Regions from separate parts of the Homo sapiens genome. Here region 1 is linked to region 2. A link is a contact called in ENCODE Hi-C or POLR2A ChIA-PET data. All regions are on one chromosome and are shown on one strand. The core of a region is the stretch at or near the end of the contact, and the rest is flanking DNA. Distances in the headings are between cores, read along the strand shown. Region 1 overlaps ALPK3 (alpha kinase 3). Region 2 overlaps ALPK3 (alpha kinase 3).

What was found. A loop is a pair of places that touch in the nucleus more often than their neighbours do. ChIA-PET counts read pairs that join two places held with the same protein, here RNA polymerase II (POLR2A). Pooled maps may share reads with other maps.
Region 1: a pooled map shows a loop between it and region 2 (8-fold over the local background). The contact joins two enhancer-like sites. A Hi-C loop is called at or near these places in 3 of 168 maps with a recorded cell type or tissue (ascending aorta, cardiac septum and posterior vena cava) and 6 of 50 pooled maps. POLR2A ChIA-PET finds 5 or more read pairs at or near these places in 2 of 52 experiments (H1 and activated CD4-positive, alpha-beta T cell).

The regions. Positions count from the first base shown.
Region 1 is chr15:84,850,999-84,857,003 of GRCh38, reverse strand. ALPK3 (alpha kinase 3) reads right to left here. Exons shown (of 14, transcript NM_020778.5): 6 at 1-612. It also overlaps the pseudogene LOC124900361. Among named protein-coding and RNA genes, the nearest start is that of SLC28A1, 31 kb to the left of the region's middle. Within about 2 kb of position 1,788, at least 2 of the 41 ENCODE cell types and tissues checked have a DNase peak (open chromatin) inside an H3K27ac peak, as active enhancers do.
Region 2 is chr15:84,819,240-84,825,285 of GRCh38, reverse strand. ALPK3 (alpha kinase 3) reads right to left here. Exons shown (of 14, transcript NM_020778.5): 2 at 1,918-1,956. Among named protein-coding and RNA genes, the nearest start is that of ALPK3, 4.9 kb to the right of the region's middle. RefSeq lists enhancers at 5,113-5,642, 5,643-6,046. Within about 2 kb of position 3,750, at least 6 of the 41 ENCODE cell types and tissues checked have a DNase peak (open chromatin) inside an H3K27ac peak, as active enhancers do.

The sequences.
Region 1 (6,005 bases), core at 539-3,038, 34 kb before region 2:
ACATTCAATATTCAGAGGAGCTCTAGGACCCGCTGTAGGTGGGAGTTTGGGGGTTCTGGATGGTGGGCCGAGGCTGGTTGCCACCTCTTGCTCAGACTGACCTTCCATGGCTGTGGGCGCGCTCCCCTCTGACTGCGTCCCCTTCTCTCCCTGCATCCCCTTCTCTCCCTGCATCCTTCTGTCTTCCTGTGTGCCCTTATCTGCCTGGGCCTTCCTGTCTTCCTGTATCTTCTCACCTGCCTGTGTTGTTTCTAGCTGTGTCTCTGCCCTTCCCTGTGTCATCATGCCCTTCTGTGCACTCCTGTCTGACTGTGGCCTCTTGCTTTCTTGTGTCCCAGCATCCACCTGCGTCTTCCTATCTGCACGTGTCCTCTGGGCTGTCTGTGTTCCATCTCCCCTGGTCCTTCCATCCACTTGTATCTTCCCATCTGCCTGCACATTCTTCTTGCTTCCAGTTCTCTGGTTAGCAGATGTTCTCCCATCCTCCTGGGTTTCCATATCCATGGGTTCAATGATACCTTGACTTCCGGAAGTGCTAACCCCAATGGAGGCTACATCAGAGCTGCTGCTGGCCGACATGGTAGGAGCCGTGGTTGTCTGGCATTCCAGGACCTGAAAACAGAGGGACAAAAGCAAGGATTTAACTACATGGACATTCAGATCTCTTTCCAGTCTGGCATCCCAGTCTCCTCGGACCTCATCTACAACTGCTCTGATGGGAATCTTGCCTCCTGGTTTCTCAGGCCTGCTGGAAGTTGGGAGGCAAAGACATGTGACAAATGCCCAAAGCCCCATCCATGCCCACTCACCCTAATCTCTGATCTCAGAATCTGGACTGGGGAATATCTAGCACCCAGACCCAGCTCTGGCCCTTTCCACCTCTTCCTGAAGAAATCCTGCCTTTCCTGAAAGACCTTGCTCATGGGTTATTCCACCCCTCACCCCTACCATATGAAGGAGACTGTCCTCTCCCCAGGGCTCCCAGAGCAGTCCTTCTCCTGTGGCACTAATTGCCTTGGATAGAATTATGGGTGAAGTGAGAGAGTGCCAAAGGGTGTCCCAATAATGGCCTCAGTGACAGCATCCACCAGTAACATTGAGTGAGTGATAATAATGGATGCCATCCAAGCAGAGAGGATTAAAGTAATTCTGAATGGCATCTATGCCAGGAAATTAATGAAACATTATAATGTTACCCTTTTGAACATCTACTTGCAAAGCACTATGCTAGGCCCCTGTATATGATATTACCCCACTTACTCCTCATACAGTATGAATACTTAGGAGAATCAGCCCCATTCTAGAGATAACAATGACAAGAAGGCATGTGATCTGTCCACCGTCAGGTAGTCAGTAAGTGGCAGAGTTCAGATTCGCAGCCGGGTGTATCTCACTCCAAATCCCATGCTCTTTGTTGTTATACCATAACGCCACCTACTTTTAAAGGACTTCCTGTCAAACATGGTGGCGTACAACAGTGATTTCCCTTTTTTCCTCCAAGATATCATCAAAACCAACAAAGTAAACATGAAATAAACAAAGCAAACTCCTTTGTTAGTGAAACTGGAGGCAAATAAAACCTACAGTCTCAAAAAACAAACAAAAGGATAACAGCTGCCAAAAGCCAACAGATGCAGACACTGGGAAGCTGAGGAGGAGCAAAGTGATATGGGGAAATAAACAGGGCCACAGCTCAGCGGGAGGAGAGTGGAGCTGTTCAGCAGGTCTCAAGACGCCGGCAAAATCACGGCTACTGTAGACAAAGGTCACCCCAAGGTTATAAACCCGTAAGTCCACGTGCAACAAGAGCTGCAGGGTCATGGAGGCCTGGGTGGAAACTGGCCGAAGACACGGCAGATGAGCAGAGCAGACAAGGAGAGGAGATGGAATGGAGGCAGATCTCAGAAAACGCTGGCAGCTACACTCCTGAAGAAACCTCCGGAAAATTGCTAAGCCGAGAACATTGTGTTTTAGCATACAAAGACTAAAGGAATATTGTTCCCACAAGCCCTGCTTGAGGAAATCACCAGGGAACAAATGTAGTCAACCAAAAGATGATTGAGAAAACAACAGCAAAAGAGCTGACGGTAAGCACTGAACATATTTCACTTACATTAACATATATATTAATGCATATTAACATATAACTGTAGAAGCAAGACTAAAATCAAGTGGGGTTTAGAATGGCAAATCAGAATGTCAATGTTCTATGCCCTGACGATACAGAAACAACACAGCCAGCACGAAAGTGGAAAGGGGAAGAAACTTCCTTGACTGTGTCACCTGTAAGAGCCAGGCACCAAAGACATTACTCAAAGCTGAAAAACCAAGTAACAGAAATAGAGGATATTTACCTAAATAAAGATAATCACTTAGAAATCAAACTTTAGGCCAATATGAGATAGAAAATGAATGAAGGCCAGGCACAGTGGCTCAAACCTGTAATCTCAGCACTTTGGGAGGCCGAGGCAGGCAGATCATCTGAGGTCAGGAGTTTGAGACCACTCTGGCTAACATAGTAAAACCCCATTTCTACTAAAAATACAAAAAATTAGCCAGGCGTGGTGGTGCGCATCTGTAATCTTAGCTACTCTGAGGCTGAGGCAAGAGAATCGCTTGAACCCGGGGGCGGAGGTTGCAGTGAGCCAAGATCGTGCCAGTGGACTCCAGCTTGGGCAACAAGAGTGAAACTCTGGCTCAAAAAAAGATGAATGAAGAAAATGCAGAGAAGAAGTGAAAACACTGTATCATTTTTCATCATTAAAAATTAGTAGAAACTGAGTGAACAGATGAAATAATTAATGGTATTATATAAAACTGAAATTATAACATATAAATATTTTTAAATATCAGAACCACACACAAAATCAAAGGAATAAGATCACAAAATGAAAGACTTTTAAATATACATAATTAAAATATATGTAAATTAAGTGTAGAATTTAAAGTTACTTTACTAAATTAGGAATTTTCTGTTTTTCAAATTTTAAATTTTTAAATTTATTTTATATTTTAAAATTAGAGATGGGGTCTTGCCATGTTGGCCAGGGTAGTCTCAAACTCCTGGCCTCAAGCAATGCTCCCACCTCAGCCTCCTAAAGAGCTAGGATTATAGGTGTGAGCTACTGCACCCAGCCTAAATTCAGAATTTTGAATGAATGTTATCGATGTGGGAAACATTAGAGTTTGGCGAATATCAGGAATAAGTCTGACTGAAGGATTTTTTTTTTTTTTGAGACAGGTTCTTGCCATCTTGCCCAGACTGGCATGCAGTGGCTATTTATAGGCAAGATCATAGCCTCAACCTATTGGGCTCAAGTGATCCTCCCACCTCAGCCTCCCAAATAGCTGGGACTACAGGCTGACTGAAGAATCTTTTTTTTTTCTTTTGAGACGGAGTCTCGCTCTGTCACCCAGGCTGGAGCGCACTGGCATGATCTTGGCTGACTGGAACCTCTACCTCTCAGGTTCAAGCAATTCTCCTGCCTTAGCCTCCCGAGTAGCTGGGATTACAGGCATGTGCCACCACGCCCAGCTAATTTTTGTATTTTTTAGTAGAGATGGGGTTTCACTATGTTGGCCAGGCTGGTCTTGAACTCCTGGCCTCAAATGATCTACCCACCTCGGCCTCCAGAAGTGCTGGAATTATAGGCATGAGTCACTGCACCCGGCCTAACTGAAGAATCTTAATAAAAATGCTCTTCCAACTTCTCTGACAACCGGATATTAACAGACAAAACTGCCTTGGTGCCAAGAAACAGCAATTAGTAATATATTAGAGCCTCTTTTTTATCTTTTGATATTCTAGGATTAGAAAATGTTAATAAAGACATAAGATCTATAAATCTACAAAGAAGGTGCAGACTGTGCATACAAGACTGTTGCTGTTCACAAGACTCACGGAACTAGAACTTCTTGATTAAAGCTACCTTCACTCCTAACGCACTCTCAGCCAGATCAATCCCTCAGTTCTATTGAAACTACTTCTTCATTATCTCAATATCCATTTCCTTCATCTCCACTGCCAACTGCCTAATCGGATCTGCCAACAATTCTGTCTTGCCTGGACTACTGTAAAGCCTCCTAATTGGTATCCATGACTCTAGTCTTTGCCTCTGCTAAACTCTTTTCCTCACTGCAGCCCAAATGACCTTTCCAAAACACAAACCTGACTGAAACACTCCCCTCTTAAAAAACCTTTCAATGGCTTATCATCACTGACAGGATAAAGCCTAAAAGACCTAGCTTCAAAGAGCAAAAAGTTTAATCACACAGTAGCCCCTTCTTATTCACGGTTTCGCTTTCCGTGGTTTCAGTTAACTGTGGCCAATCTTGGTCTGAAAATATTAAATGAAAAATTCCAGAAATAAACAATTGATAAATTTTATAGGTCATTTCAAAGAGGCTGCAAAACCAAGAGCTCTTAACGCTGTGAGCAAAGATGGAAGTTCTCTCTAGGATGCCATGGCACTCGATGGTGGTATGTTTTCCTGGGGAGATATAAGACATAGGTGTTATATGACATAGTAATCTATGATTGTTGCCATGGGAGAGTTTTAAAGATTAACCAAAGTAAAAAGAAAAAACAAATTGTAAACTTTGCACTGTTCTGAGCAGCATGATAAAATCTCATGCCACCCCACCTGGGATGTGAAACAGCCCTTCGTGCAGCATAGCCACCAGGTATACACTAGGTTGCCCGTTACCCATTAAGTAGCTGTCTTGGTTACCAGATCAACTGTCCTGGTATCTCAGGGCTTGCGTGCAAGTAACCATTATTTTACTTAATAAATGGCCCCAAAGCACAAGAGTAGTGATACTGGCATATTACTATAGTTGTTCTATTTTATGATTATTGTTGTTAATCTCTTACGGTGCCTAATTTATAAACTAAACTTCATAATAGGTGTGTATGTATAGGACAAAACACAATATATATAGGGTTTGGTACTATCTGCAGTGTCAGGCATCCGCTGGGGATCTGGGAAAGTATCTTCTGTGGATAAGGGGGACTGCTGTACTCTCTTGGCCAGGGTTACAGGCATCGCACAGCCTCTACAGACGGCAATTTGGCATTATCTATTAAAACTAAAAATATTTATACTCTTTAACCCAAAAATTCCATTCCTAGGAATTAATCGTACAGGTATACTTTCATGTGCAGATGGACTTATATACAAGGATATATACTGCAGCACTGTTTAAATTGCAATAGACTAGAAATCACCTAAATTCCAACAATACAGGATTGATCCAATGAATTATGGTATATCCATATTCCAAATAAATAAAACAAACATCCAAATAAAAAAGCAAGGTAAAGGATAGAAAGTATAATATGCAACCTTTGTGTGGAAAATACACAGACACACACACACGTATTTTCAAATGTAAAGAAAATAGCTCTGGAAGGATGCCCAAAGAACCTGCTTTGGTAACTGCCTTCAGGGAGAGGACCTGAGCAGTGGGGATAGGGAAGTGGGGAGACTTAATATTCTCTATGTATCTTTTGTACTTTTTGAATTTTATACCTTGTGCATGTGACATACAGTTAACAAAAATACAATTAAAAATGAAAATATATAAGGAAATCAACCCTTGTGTGATCAGTGAGGCCCGTCCCTCAGCAAGAATCCCAGATCTGTTTCTCCAGGTTCATCTCTTGGGTCCCTCCGCCCAACACTAACTTAACTGTACTGACAACTGTGCTATTTAGTAACTCTTTTATGTACTTTTTTCTGTACCAGACATTCTCACCTACTCCTTGACCACCTGAAGGACTCCTTCTCATCCTTGAAGACCTCACTCAAGTTTCTTTTCTTCTTTAAAGACTTCCTGAGTTCCCTCCTCTACCCCAAAAAAGTTAGTGGCCCCCATAGCAAATTTACTAATTCCATCATTATACCCCCATTCTGTGTGGTATTTATTTCATGCATATGTCATCTGCTAATCTGTGAATTCTTCCCCTTTGAAGAGGGCCCAGTACAGGCCTGGGAGTTGGAAAT
Region 2 (6,046 bases), core at 2,501-5,000:
AGAATCACTTGAACCTGGCAGGCAGAGGTTGCAGTGAGCCGAGATCACGCCACTGCACTCCAGCCTGGTGACAGAGAGAGATGCCTCAAAAAAAAAATAATAATAAAATAAAAACAAGTAGTTATTTTACTTCACCATTCTTTTTGAATGGAAAAGAACATATCTTCTCAAACTTTCCACATTAGGTCCTAAGCTGTATTATAAAAAAATGTTTACATTAGAAAATAAGTAACAGCTGAAAGGGTGGCTAGCTGAAAGCCTTCTCTTTCAGGGAAGTGGGTTTGGGGTACATTTGGAGGCACAGGGAGAGTCACTGTATATACTGTCATGTTCTGCTGAATGTCATACAGCTTCTCGTTGCCACAAGCTTTCTGTCCCCGTCCTCCAAACCATTCGAATGTGGGATGGACTCTGAGTGTGCTGCACCCTATACCCTGGAAAGCCAGGAAGTCCACACATCTGGAAATGGTCTTGTCCAACCCTGACAAGTCCTTCCAACTCCATGACTTCACAAGGATATCACAGACTAATCATATGTCTCTAAAGAACACCAGAATCATTGGTTTTCATGATGTTCAGTGGAACCTAACCTCGCCCTTAGGTAAGGTTTGGTTTGCCCAGGTCGTCTCCTGTCAACGCTTACCACACTCCACTTGGAATTAGTTGTGATATCCTCAGTTCCACCCATGAGCCACACAGAACAAAGTCTCCTCAGTGTTCATCCCCATCAAGGACCATGGACATAGTAGTTGCTAATCATGTCTGTAAACATTAGCTATTTAGAAACCAGTTAGCTATTCTGAAATCTTTTTCTGTGTGAAGAAACTGTAGCTAGCTCTCCCCAAAACTATCAGAGTCTGGGATGAGGCCCAAGTGGTGGGAAGTAGCCAGGAAATGTTCCCATTTTGATTGTAACAGTCAGTTCAGCCAAGGGTAAAGAGCTGTCCTCAGTTCAGGAGGCAAGAAGACAGTCATTCACCCAGCAAACCTGGACCATGAGCCTGCCCAGACCTTGCCCTGACTCTGCAGCAGATTCAGAGAATAAGCTATGCAGGAATACATTAACGTGGTATTCTCTGATCTCACAGAGTTCACAGTCTTCAGGGATGGGGAGGAACCAAAGGAAAGGAAAATTCAGAGAAAGAGGAGGTAAAAGGAGAACTTAAATGACTGCAGAAAAAAATTTTAAAAGGCAGTTACCATGGTTAGAAGAAGATAGACAATAAGGTATCACACCTAGGTATGTGGTTACAAAAAACATGAAAACCTAGAATTGGGGCCAGGCACAGTGGCTTACGCCTGTAATCCCAGCACTTTAGGAAGCCAAGGCAGGAGGATCCCTTGGAGCCAGGAGTTCAAGACCAGGGAACACAGTGAGACTCTGTCTCTACAAGAAAATTTTTAAAAATTAGCCAGGCATCATGGTGCATGCCTGTAGTCCCCGCTACTCAGAAGGCTGAGGCAGGAGGATCCCTTGAGGCCAGGAGTTCAAGGCTACAGGGAGCCATTGCACTCCAGCCTGGGCAACATGACAGAGCAAGACCCTGTCCCTAAGAAATAAAAAACCTAGGATGGGGAAGAGGTGGGTCATGTGACATGACTCATGGCTCTCTGTTCTGTTCCCATGGTGTCTCCTAGGGACACAGAGATGTCATTGCAGGCATCTCAGAGACCCCTGCCCATATTTCTATTCCTGAGATCCTGTGCCCATCTCAAATGGCCCATGCAAGCATCAACTCTGGCCCCCTGTGAGAGCCATGTTCACCTGAGTACCTTCTTGCACTCTCCCCACCCACCCTCCAGCTCTCCCCTCACCCCATGCAGCCTGGTTAGTGCACGAGCAGACACTCAGTGGCCCCTCAATGCCCAGACCCAAGGAAAAAGCAGTCAGAGAAATGTAGTGCAATATGCATTTACCTTCCAGAGCTGGGGTGAGACAACCGGTTGCTTGATAAGCTAAGCAAAAACAGCAAATGGAATCATTAGGCCAAAAAAGCAAGAAGGAAGTAGGCGAAATCAACAGTCGCAAACTATTAATCGGCCACCATCTGGGGCCCAGAAGCCTTTCTATTAAAAGGGACCAGCTGTCTTAGTTGGCCTGCTCCATTTAGCAACTGGCCTGACCACCGGACACCAATGTATCTGAAACCAAGAGCTCATTAAATGCAGCAGAGTCCAGGAAAATGGTTAGGCAGGAAGGAGGCCCTTTGGGGCTGTGCTTTGAGAAAGGTGTGTCCCAGGCATTTGGGTCACTGCCCCCAAGAGGGAGGCTTACAGCTGCCTGGCATGTTTCCCCACCCCACAGCACACCAGCCTGGGGGCAAGCTCCTGCTTCAATTCTTGGCCTTTGGGAGAAAAGAGCCCCATTCCTGGAAATCCCCTGAGAGGCTAGGAGAGACAGGTGGCTTGGAGAACACCCATCATTAATATGTTAAAGTATGGTTAAAGAGGCCACACAAGGCAAACCAGCTGGGAGAGTGAAAAAGAGAAAAACAAGGCAGTTAATTCAGCAGGAGCTGGGAGGCACCCAGCTCCATGGTCCACACAAGGCCCATTCTGCCTGAGGCCCCAATCATCTCTCTTGCCTGGGGCAGCTAGGAAAGGCCACTGTGTAGGGCACTAGGATGAGGACCCACACAGGACCGCCCCTTAGTGGAGTCTAGCCCACTTACTATGAGCCAACTGTTCCCTCTCCCTCCTCCTTTCCTGATACAAAAATCTCCAGTGGGGACCTGGATCCCAGCTCCTTGAGAGATGTCAGAGGTCACCCCATCCACACTCCCTTCGGCTGTCCCTATCATGAGAAGAGCTCTCCCTTCCTTCCCAGCAGCCCAGCCTGTTCAATGGTGCTCACGGTCTATGTCTCTAACCATAAGAAAGCTCTATGAGGATCCCATCTCTTTATAACCACAACACCAAACCCATCCTTTTCCCTAAAACCTGGCTTCACCCCTAACCCCGGGCTCCTGGGTTGGTAGATACCTCCAGCATTCTCCCAAACTCCTAAGCTCAAAACCTGCCATCTTGGACTACTTCTTCTCCAACCCCAAATCCAGTCCGCACAATTCTTGGCCCTTGTTTCTCCCTTCCTCTCTGCTCTTGTTGTTGCACTACAGTCTAGACCCTCATGGCTCCACATTTGATGACCACCTCAGCCCCCTCTCCTTAACCCCTCATATAACCCACTTCTCTAACAAAATGCTGCAGTCCCCCAGTGTAGAGGACGCTGAGTCTCCACTCCTTAACTGGGTTGGTAGGGCCCTCCCTGATCTACTCACACTCCCGCTGCAACCAGATTCCCTCTACTTCCCAATGCTCCGGCGCCACCACAGCCAGGCCTGTCCCTTATCAGCATGAACAGTCCTTCCTGACCCCTGAGCCTTCCCTTTTGTCCTCCCTGTTTGGAAAGTCCTTCCTCCCTCCTACTGCTCAACTAAATCCTGCCCATCCAGCCTTCAAACCTAGTTCTTGTAGCTTCTGTGGCTCCTAGTGCAGTGCTGCACAGACGATGGGTATTTAACTGCTGTTCTATAGAAGGGAGAGAGAGAGAGAGGAAGAAAAAGAAAGAGGAGGAAAGTACAGTGGGGGACCTGGGGGAGGGAGAGAGGTCAGGGGAGAGAAAGGCATTTTTCAAGCAGGAAGGGTGCTGCCCCCGAGAGGGAGCTGCTGCTCCAGAAAAGATGGAAAGGAGCGTGCTAGAGTGCAGCTGCCTCTGCTCAGAGCTTTAAAAATCCTCTGGAGGCCGCGTGGGCAGAACCTCCCATGGTTCCAAGGCACTGGCCAACTCCATCCTTTCCTGACCATAAATTTCATTTGTCCCTCTCTTTCAGGATTGGGAGATTTCTTCTTCTTTGGGTCTGGACTTCTTCCCTGGGAAGGAGAGGGGGAGAGTTAGCTTTCTAATTCAGAGAGGAAAATGACAAGTTCCACCTGCATGTTGGTCAAGAAGTGAGCTGGGACAGAGGACCCCTCCCCCAGCTCTGCTGCTCCTGGACCAACCGCCCTGCCCTCTCTAGGCCTCGCCCTTACATTGTTAGTCAGGTCAGGAGAAACCCTGAACTAATGGAGGCACCTGGTCTTCAGAAGGTGGGAGACCTGCCTGTGCCCTGCTGGCTGGGCCACAGCTAGGCTCAGGGCTGTCACCCAGGCAGGGGAGCTCCCCATTTACTGCCTCTGAGGGGGAGCTGAATGAGAGGCATCAAACATTGGGGCAGAAAAGCTTTAAAGAGTTCTTCGTGCCACCTTCATCTCACAAAATGGGAATTCATACATAAGCAGAATAGAAGAAAAAAAAAGGGTTGGAGGTGGGTTGGAATTCAGGGCCCAGAAAGGAAAGGTCTCCTCATAAAGGAGTGAAGTTAGGACTGAGCACAGTGGCTCATGCCTATAATCCCAACACTTTGTGGGGCTGAGGTAAGAGGATCGCTGGAGCCCAGGAGTTCAAGATCAACCTCGGTGATATAGCAAGACCCCATCTTTATAAAAAATAAATAATTAAAATCTAAACCGGGCATGGTGGCTCATGCCTGTAATCCCAGCACTTTGGGAGGCCGAGGCAGGCAGTTCACCTGAGGTCAGGAGTTCAAGACCAGCCTGGCCAACAGGATGAAATCCCGTCTCTGCTAAAAATACAAAAATTAGCCGGGTGCGGTGGCAGGCGTCTGTAATCTCAGACTACTCGGGAGGTTGAGGCAGGAAGATCACTTGAACCTGGGAGGCGGAGGTTGCAGTGAACAGAGATCACGCCACTGCACTCCAGCCTGGGTGTCAGAGCAAGACTCCATCTCAAAAAAAAAACACACTAAAATAATAAATACATAAAAGAGTGAAGTAGGCTACGGAAAACTAGAACTGACCACGAAAGCTGGGGGCCTCCATCCCTCCTGGCTTTCATCTAGTCTGGGACATAAAAGGCCTTTGGACAGTCCTGGCCTGATACCTCAGGTTCCCTAAAAGCCCTAGACAGCCTGGCTGACCCATGCTGAACAGCAGAGCTTGTTTCAAAGCTGTCTGTAGTAACATCATAGGTTCTGTGACTTCTCTGAGCCCACCTGGACCAGGGCCTCCAAGAATCCAGGGGGCAGGGGTTTCTGGAACTTCTGAGTGTCCCATAAAAGCTAATTAATCATAACTGCTTCAAAAAAAAAATCAAAACTGCTTCTACTCAATTTTGGCCCCTTAACTTCTCTAGCCTACCCACATCTCACTGTTCTATGGGGGTGAGGTCCTAGATGCCGGGTGACCTGGGGGCTGGGCCTACAGTTTGGTGGGACTATCTGCATGTGAGACCTCTGACCCCAGTGGGCATTGGAAATATTCTTGCACCGACATGGACTGGAAACCCTTTCAGAGCTGTGGGACAGAGAGAGGTGCATAGGGAGATAGGTTCTGGGCCATCCACCAAGGCCTCTGGTGTCCATCAGCTCAGCTGTCCATCAGTTCCCAGGGGTAGCCCCTCCTCACAAGGGTCCATGAGAATGATGCCTGGAGAGCTCCATGACACATCTTTGTGAAGGTAGACCCAGAAGATGTTGGAGCCAAGAGTGAGTGGGGACAGAACTTGCCTCTCAGTCAGGACTCTGGCATAGTCAGGGCTCAGCTGGGCTGGAGCCAACATAGCTGGCAAAATTCTCGAGGGACTGTCTTTCTCCCTATCTCTAGGGAGCTCTCCCCACCCCCACAGGCAGTGAGGCTGTTCTGAGGGACAGCAGACAGTACGGTGGCTCCCTCCAACACAGGTCAGGCCTTACTAGAGAAGCAGGAACTGCCTCGCCTCCTCCACTCCCCACTGCAGCCCCAGTCACATTCTCCCCACTTTGGCCAAAGGCTTTTCCAGATGCCTGATAAATCTGGCTGTCCTTGTCTCTCAGAACCTCTAGGGGTCTGTGGCTAGCCAGCAGGAGCAGTAAAAAACTCTGCAGGGGCAAAACACAGCCCAAAGTCCAAAGCTTTCTCCCACTCCTGCTGTCCTGCCCCCTCCAGATACTTGATGAAAGAGACTCCTTTTAAGAACATTCCCATTTAGGTCCAAAGGGACTTAAGCCAG